Linked DNA regions of Homo sapiens: region 1 is linked to region 2. Evidence: read pairs that join two places in POLR2A ChIA-PET (ENCODE). Cell type or tissue: HepG2. All regions are shown on one strand. Each heading gives the region's core, and the rest is flanking DNA. Links, peaks and the distances in the headings are about the cores only.

Region 1 (4,391 bases), core at 286-4,285, 98 kb before region 2:
AAAGTACTTTTCCATAAATATCAGTAACTGTGGCTGTTCACCAAATATAGAAGTGATAAAACAAATAACAGCAAAATCAAAGCACACTTCTAGTTTTTTTTTAATAAAGTTTGCTTGTGATGATGACCTTCTGTGCTCTGGAACTTCTGTTTTACAAAAAATTGGAGCTGGAAAGAAAAAGAACCTTTTGATTGGTACAATTTAAAAAAAATTCAAGTAAAAATTAGCAAACATGCATCTAGTATATTATAGGATATCTGGCCATGGGACTTTGAAAAAGAAAAGAAAAAACCAAAAACACCAAACCATATTTTCTTGAAGATAAATTCTTCTAGAGAGCTCTCAAAAAATATGGGCTTGGTCCTGATTTTGCAAACAACAGCAGGGTTCTCAAGTGGAGCAGGGTGATAATTTTTACAAGGTAAATGTAAATTATCTTTCATATAGGGGAAAAAATGGGAAATCTAATTTTAGTAACACTGGGTTAAGATGAAAGGAAAAAAGGTATTAATAAAAGATCCATTAGCTTTAAAATCCAAAGCATGTTGAAAAGCAGTAATAAATTTATAGTTTATCTTTCTAAATTCAATGCTTGAATAAAATACAGCTTTTATACTATTTATTCTTTCAAAAATAATTGCATGCCTACTATGTACCAGACAACTGCTCTAGGCTCTGGGGATGGCTATATCAATGAACAAGATAAAGATCCATGCCCTTGGAGAGCTTGCATTGAAAGATCATACATGAGAATTCCTTCCTCTTTTCCAAAAAAACAAACAAACAAACAAAAATACCTGTAAAATATATAAGCCAATAAAATCTGCCAAAGTCCTGTGGTTTACTTCTCCATATTTAAAAATTGAAAGCCACCAATGGGCCAAGGTTATGTTTTCCTATTTTAAAGTTGAGTTGCAATATTCTGAAAATGGGTCTGAAATAGATGCAGTGAGAGCATTAAACCAGATGTGTTGCTCTGTGGGGAACATGGGAGCATGCAACGCTGCTAGCACAGAGGTAGCTAGAGTAAACTGAGGCAGAGTCCCCCAAATGAGCATTCTGAATAGAACAAGGCATGATGAATTTCCTCAAGAGCCAAATAGTTAAACCGACAGGGATACTTAAGTGGGAGAAATAAAACAAGGGACACAAAGTACAGAAGGAAATTATCAAAAAGGAAAAATAAACTTATTTTCTAAAACTTGGGTAACTGATTTTAACACATACCCCAAACCTACACGCCTTGCGATTATCATCCACATGCTACTCATGGCTGCCCCCTTGCACTGTGGCCCTCTCTACCTTTCTCTGCGTCTTTACGTCCACCATTGGTTTCACAAGCTCTGACATCAATGCACAGGAGTTCGAATCGACAGCCTGGTTCCCTTATTAAAATAAAAATTCTCACAAAATCAGTATCAGTAGAATTTGTTCTAAAAAACTGAACCTAAGAATTAATTCAATAAAATACTATCTTATGTCTATAATTCCCCAACAAAGGGCACAGCTTTATTTAGACATGAAATTCAAAATAACTCATGGTAGGTCAGCAGCCATTAGCTGTGTACTAGGGCCACGGCTGGGCTATTCAATAAGAGCAGCCATTTTCCCCCAGCTAACTGATCCTTTTCACACTGTGATGTATTTTTATTTTGTTCATTCATTCATTTTGGCAAATACTGAACACATAACATGTGCCAGGTGCTGTTCTGGATGCTGGGGAAACAGCAGTGAACAAGAGGGACAAGGTCTCTCCTCTCCAGGAGCTGACATTTAGTTGGAGAAGGAAGACAAAGCATAAGGAAGCAGAAGTAAGAAGCGCTAGGAAGATCCGACAGGGCAATGTGACAAGTGTGGGCAGGGCTGCCAGGGAGGGTGGCTGGGCCTCTTACTTCTTACGGTCCTTGTCCTTCCTCAGGTTGCTGCCTGTTGCCAGAAAGGACTGGCTGTGAAATATCTCGGAGGTAGCTTTCTTTTTAGAGAAAGCAATTATTTCTTCTTCCAAAAGTCTTCTCTTTTCTTCAAGCTTCATTCTCTCTTCTTGGTGAAGTCTCTTAAGGTGCTCAAATTTGGCCTGTAGCTGGAAACAAAAGTGCAATCCCCACTACTGACACAGCGCGGCAGCAGAGGCACGCTCTCCAGCTCAGCAACACAAAGGCGGACCCCATAGCGCAACACAGAATAACCTACACAGTCAAAATCTTTCTGAAGTCTCAGAAGTTCATAGTTCAAGGAAAAGTTTACATATGGAATTCCCTTGGTAACTTTAATTTAAATGAGTTCCCATGCAAAAATCATAGCTTTATGTACAAAACTATTTTTAAAACATTGTGAACTTTTCCTAGAGTTTTTATTTTCTCGGTGTGTATTTTCCCTACAAAACTTCTTAAAGTCTCTCAAGTCCATGCTCAATAAAAATAAGAGATGCAAAGTATAGAAAGAAATTACCAGAAAGGAAAAAAACAACAACACTATTTTCCAAATAAAATATATGCAGTAAACAGTTATTGAAAACTGTACTAGTAAACATCACTGGAAAGCAAGTGTCAATTGTCAACTATGTCAAGAATGTTAAAACTGTATTCTATTTTTCCATAGTCTTTCAATGTCCTGAGATCTAGGCTTAAAAAAATCCTAAATTCAGAGAAAGCTTTACATATAAAAATACTCATCATAGTAGAATTTACACTATAATAGGAAAAACATTGCCTACATAGCCAATAAAGATAAAGAATAAATTAATGCTAAATACATTTGATGCAGCTGTAGGAGAGCAGAATGTGCAGGACTGTTGAGCTGAGGGCAACTAAGAAGCAGCAGATACAGGAAAGCTCTCTGACCTCCCTTTAGGCGCCTAAAGGCAGGATACAGATGTACAAAGAAAAAAGGTATCCAGCCCCCTTCCCCAACCAGGGAGAACAAAGGTTAACCACCAAAGACAACTTCAGACCCTTTTGGGCCTGGAGACTGGTACCAGACAGCTCTACATTAACTAGCTTTACTGACTAGCCTTCATCTGCCAGCTATGTGCCTTCCTCCAAGTTGCTGCCTCTAGAGACTCCAAGTCCTTTTCCTTTGTCTTGTCATTTCTGTAAAAATTAACTGTTCTTTGTTGAAGATGCTATAGAAGGTAGAATGCAGTCGCCTCTTTGAGAACTACTCATTGACTGTATCACCCCTGTATATGTGAAATATACATGCTAATAAACTTGTTTTTTTTTTTTTTTTTTGGTTAATCTGAAAATAAGGGGTCATTCCAATAAGAACCTATAGGGGTTATTCTTCCCGTATACAACTGTTAAATGAGTTTCAAGAGATTTCTCTTAAGTGAAAAAAGCAGAAGAAAAAATTATTTAAAGAATACAATTCAGCAGTTTTTCACCTCCTTGGGGCTGAAAATCATCTTGATAAACCATATAAAGGGAGCAATGTCACCTTAGATGTCAATTTTGGGGCAGGCCTTTTAATTTATTTTGTTCCACAATTTAAGGAATGCCCTATATGGATCATAGAAGGCATATTTCTCAAAGCTATGAAGGGCATAAAACTCTGGAAACTTACAAATAAAAAGGAAGCTTTAAAACAACTGGGATATACCAAAAGAAAACATCTATCTAACGTTTTTACCATGATGGCTGGCACTGAGTAAGCACTCGATAAATATTAGCCATTGTTAATAACAAAAAATAGGAAACTCAGCTTGCTCCAGCTGCCACCCTGGGTAGTTCTTTCTGTGTCCTGTGCTCTGTTACAGGTGCAAAAGAGAAACCCTTAGCACACATGTGCTGGGGTAACTGTGGGAGCAACGTCTCCCTGAGGATTACTTAGGAGCTATGTCTTTTTCATTTTTATACCCCCAGCACAGCACACAATACTGCTCATAAAAGAATTCTAAAAGATGTAGAAGAACTAGTAATGAGAGGAAATACAGATGAAAGTTATGTGAAGTTCTGCATGCAGTTCAGAGAGACAAGGTCCAAGGAGAATGTAGGTGGACCTGGTTTAATTGTGGCTTACCTCAAAAAAAAAAAAAACTAGGGTCTTAAGCCAGCTCCATAGGAATCAGCTGTGTGCTGTGCCCTCTAACAACACAACCACAGTGTCTAGAATCTACATTTTAAAAGATAACCTTATTTTTGGTCCTCTGATCTGGTTAGGTAAATCTGACATTAACATTTTAGTTCTGGGTAGAAACCTGGCATTCATGCAAACAAAGCAGGACTTGGTGTCTAGAAAAAGACGACATAGCTGGGCGTGATGGCTCATTGAGGTTTACAGGCTCATTGGCTCACGGAGGTTTACACGCATGAGCCACAGCGCCTGGCTATGTTATCTTTTTCTAAGACACCAAGTTGTCTAGAAAGGGGGAGACGTTTGGGAGGCCGAGGTGG
Region 2 (4,391 bases), core at 295-4,294:
GTGAACCAATTTTTTTTGTATTTTAATAGAGACAGGGTTTCACCATGTTGGCTAGGCTGGTCTCGAACTCCTGACCGTGTTATCCACCTGCCTTGGCCTCCCAAAGTGCAATTATAAGTGTGAGCCACTGCACCTGGCTGCTTTCAGCTTTATTTTTCCTAATTTAACTTTCAGGTATCATCATCTTTTTCCTCCCAAGCTTTCAAATTTCTACCACTAGCATTTAACTGATTATTGACACTTAACAAAACCAGATTCATTTACCACTTACTCTGGACTGTAGTGCTATGTGTGCTAAAAAGCGCCAAACAAAGTTCTTGGTCTCAGTAATTTATAACCTAGATGGATAGGAAAGTCATGTGCACATAGAAAGGTAACTAACAAGGCCGGGAGCGGTGGCTCACGCCTGTAATCCCAGCACTTTGGGAGGCCGAGGCGGGCGGATCATGAGGTCAGGAGATTGAGACCATCCTGGCTAACACGGTGAAACCCCGTCTCTACTAAAAATACAAAAAATTAGCTGGGCATGGTGACGTGCACCTGTAGGCAACAGAGCAAGACTCCATCTCAAATAAAAAAAAAAAAAGAAAGGTAACTAACAATATCAGTGCTGAAGGTGAGATATACAAACTTGTGTGTTATTGATTACCACAGAAGGGAAAATTTTTTAAGATTGGAAGTGTTAGAAGAGATGAGACTTAGGCTAAATCATGTGATGACTGAATGCTTGGTTCCAGCATAGGACAGTGTGATGTATGCACTCAAAGTCTGGAATCTGCATCTCATATTGGAAGATAAAGAATAGTCTTGGCCGGGTGTGGTGGCTCACGCCTGTAATCCCAACACTCCAGAAGGCTGAGGCAGGTGAATTGCTTGAGCTCAGGAGTTTGAGATCAGCCTGGGCAACACAGTGAGACCCTGTCTCTACTAAAATTTTTTTTTAAAACATTAGCCGGGTGTGATGGCTCACATCTATAAGTCCCAGCTACTCAGGAGGCTGAGGTGGGAGGATTGCTTGAGCTCAGGAATTTGAGGCTGCAGTGAGCTGTGACCGTGCCACTGCATTCTAGCATTCCAGCCTGGGCGATAGAGCAAAACTCTTTTCAAAAGAAAAAAAAAAAAAGATCATCTCCCAACTTGGCTAGAAAAGCATGTACTAGTACATAAATGTTCCATAAACATAGCATAAACTCCAGTTCAAATTGTCAGAGGCGTTTGAACCAGAGCAACTCCATCTTGAATAGGGGTTGAGTAAAATGAGGCTGAAACCTACTGGGCTCTATTCCCAGACGGTTAAGCATTATAAGTCACAGGATGACATAGGAGGTCGGCACAAGATACAGGTCTTAAAGACCTTGCTGATAAAGCAGGTTGCAGTAAAGAAGCCTGCCAAAGGCTGGGCGCAGCGGCTCACACCTGTAATCCCAGCACTTTGGGAGGCCAAGGCTGGCAGATCACCTGAGATCAGGAGTTTCAGACCAGCCTGGCCAACGTGGTGAAACCCCATCTCTACTAAAAATACAAAAAAAAAATTAGCCAGGCGTGGTGGCACGTGACTGTGGTCCCAGCTACTTGGGAGGCTGAGGCAGGAGAATCACTGGAACCCAGGAGGTGGAGGTTGCAGTGAACTGAGATCACACCTCTGCACTCCAGCCTGGGCCACAGAGTGAGACTCCCTCTCAAAAACAAACAAACAAACAAAAAACCCTGTTTCCTGAATGCTTGGGGAGACTCATTTGAGTAATAATAGAACTCTGGGCTGGGCTCAGTGGCTCACACCTGTAATCCCAGCCCTTTGGGAGGCCTAGGCAGGCGGATCACGAGGTCAGGAGATCAAGACCAGCATGACCAACATGGTGAAACCCCATCTCTACTAAAAATACAAAAATTAGCCGGGCATGGTGGCAGGCGCCTGCAATCCCAGCTACTCGGGAGGCTGAGGCAGGAGAGTCGCTTGAACCCAGGAGGCGGAGGTTTCAGTGAGCTGAGATCGCACCACTGCACTCCAGCCTGGGCGACAGAGTGAGACTCTGTCTCAAAAAAAAAAACAAAAAAACAAAAAAAAACTAAAAACTTAGCCAGGCGTGGTGGTGCACGCCTGTAGTCCCAGCTACTCCGGAGGCCGAGGCAGGAGAATCTCTTGAACCCAGGAGGTGGAGTTTGCAGTGAGCTGACATCACGCCACTGCACTCCAGCCTGGGCAACAGAGTGAGACTCGTCTCAAAAAAAAAATCAGACTCCAGTCTCCTGCACAGCTGACTCTGCACGAATTTCTCTTTCACTATTGCAATTTCCCTGTGTTGATGAATCTACTCTGTCTAGGCAGCTGGCGAGGTGAATGCCTCGGGCGGTTCCAATGGTATTGAAAACCATGGCCTCTTATCAGATCACTAAGGTAGAGAATATGGTTAAAGAAAAGTAGTTTGTGTTAGAGTTGGGGTTTTTCAGAATCTAAAGAAAAATTGCTTAAAAACTGTCTGCAAAATAGCTCCAAGGGAAAAAAAGAATAGAAAAGAAAGTGGGCTTTTGTAGTAACCACATTCAGAACTGTGAACTGGCTCCTGTGTTCTCTTTATCCCCAAGGGCATGTGAAACACTGTTTTCCCGGGCAGTCACAGCAAGGCTGCCTGGATGAGGCCGCTGGGACTGGAATGTCAGCCTGCGGCCTGCCCTCCACTTTTCTTAGCGGAGCTGTCATCTAAACCTGGACCTTGTTTTCTGCCCTGCCTCCCCCCGGCTGCTTGTCAATATTTGCTTTCTAGATCACAAGATCCTAAGCCCCAAGGCCTGTCACTTTAAACAACCAGAAGAGGAAGTCAACAATAACCACTCTGGTGAAGCTGTCTACTTTAGGGACGTTTCCCTAGTTGGTTTGCTCCTGCGAGTTCCCACTCCCAGGAAAAGCACTGCAGTGCTAACTGAGCAGCTTTGTTTGCCTCCCGACTGTGTGGCCCCCAGCAACTATGCCAGGATTCACAAGCCAGCGGGATCCTAAATGTCTGTGTGCATGGCAGCAAGGTTGCTCTTCAGCCTGTTGGCAAAATTCTCCCACAGCACTTTTATTTCTCAGGCACGCCTTCATGGGCCCCAGAAATTAATTCCTTGACGGCTGTTGTGGAGCCTTAGTTGCCAGCGAGAGGCAACCAAGGTTTAAATGTAAATTAGCTTACAGAGTGAAGGGAGGTTGCAAATACCCCTCCACTTAGTACGTAAATTCAGCAACCTTAATCTAGAACAGCAAGGAGTCTTAGAATTGGCACAGAGTGGGCACCCAGCCCCTTCTGGCCAAATCCCTGATGAGAGATGCCTGAAATTCACCCTTTCAGCCTGAGATTTTGTTCTCTGTGTAAAGCCAATTGTTGCTGTCATTAGTAAGCGAAACTACGCCTTACAAAAGTAAATGCGGGTCCTCCTCAGTTTGCTTCTGAAAGAAGGCTTTCCGGGGAGATGTGCTAAACAAACCAAGCCTGGCTGTACCTGCAAGCTCAGGCTGCCACATGGTCTGAAGCTTGGATTCCTGAGAGGTGCGACAGGCTCAGGGTCCCCTGCCTGGACTCAAGAGTCAGCCTGTCTAGACTGGAATTCCCGACCCTTCACTTAAATATGTGGACAAACCTCTTTCTGCCTCAATTTCCTCATCAGTCAAAAATAGTTATTACTAGTGCCTACCTCCTAGAGCTGCTTGGAGGTTAGAATCTGTGAACATAGATGAAGCTGTGTCTATACCCGGTAAGTCCAGCATGAGTGTTCATTGTAATTATTTGATTATGGCTGTCTCCCACATACTGGCTCTCAGGGGTGCGCCATTCCCATTTCAAACTCTATGCTCGGAGTGTAGACAAAACTCTCAACGCAGCCAAAAAAGGCTGAAATGCTCATGAAAACTTCACAGACACCAGGGAGAACTCAAGGGAGCTAAAGTCAAAGGAAACGTGAAGCCTGACACCAGCTGAGCTCTACCGGCTGGGGCCGGAATGCTGTCCCCAACCTTCCCTCCTCCGGCATTTGGTCCTTCTGAGGCAATCTACCATGCTCTCACCCTAGGCTATGTTCTGTTAGTTGATTTTATTTCTGGTCTTCTCCCAGGTGACTGTCCCTTATCCGTAAGGCAAGACCTACTTCACCCAGAAAGTGGCACTGGCTTCAGACTAGGACCAGGGTCAGGTGTGTGAGACGCTCACATCGGGTGCAAAATGTAAGGGGGCAAGAGGCAAAAAGTCATCCAGATAAATGATATTTTGATGCAATATTTTAAAAAATTAAATGAATTTTTAAAAATCACAAATAAAATATTACTATATTAAATGCAGACAGGCTCTGACTGCATCATGCCCAACCACACTGGAGCCTGAGGCAAAAGGAGTAATGCTCTCCCCTGTACTCATGTTTGC

Evidence for each region. ChIA-PET counts read pairs that join two places held together with the same protein. Peaks named below come from ENCODE experiments on the same cell type or tissue, not always from the same donor. Only the 100,000 strongest peaks of a DNase experiment are listed, where the experiment ranks them.
Region 1: POLR2A ChIA-PET joins it to region 2 with 6 read pairs; 5 of 35 experiments call an interaction of 5 or more read pairs at or near these places.

Annotation. Positions count from the first base shown.
Region 1 is chr2:109,544,158-109,548,548 of GRCh38, forward strand. SEPTIN10 (septin 10) reads right to left here. Exons shown (of 11, transcript NM_144710.5): 10 at 1,893-2,080; 11 at 1-167. The coding sequence ends at 152. It also overlaps a transcript of RANBP2 not described here. Among named protein-coding and RNA genes, the nearest start is that of SEPTIN10, 68 kb to the right of the region's middle. In HepG2, for the core only: a CTCF peak has its summit at 2,132; a DNase peak (open chromatin) is centred at 2,154.
Region 2 is chr2:109,642,084-109,646,474 of GRCh38, forward strand. It overlaps a transcript of RANBP2 not described here. Among named protein-coding and RNA genes, the nearest start is that of SOWAHC, 30 kb to the left of the region's middle. In HepG2, for the core only: no CTCF peak of the experiment used is centred there; DNase peaks (open chromatin) are centred at 2,318, 2,788 and 3,518; H3K4me3 peaks cover 983 bases.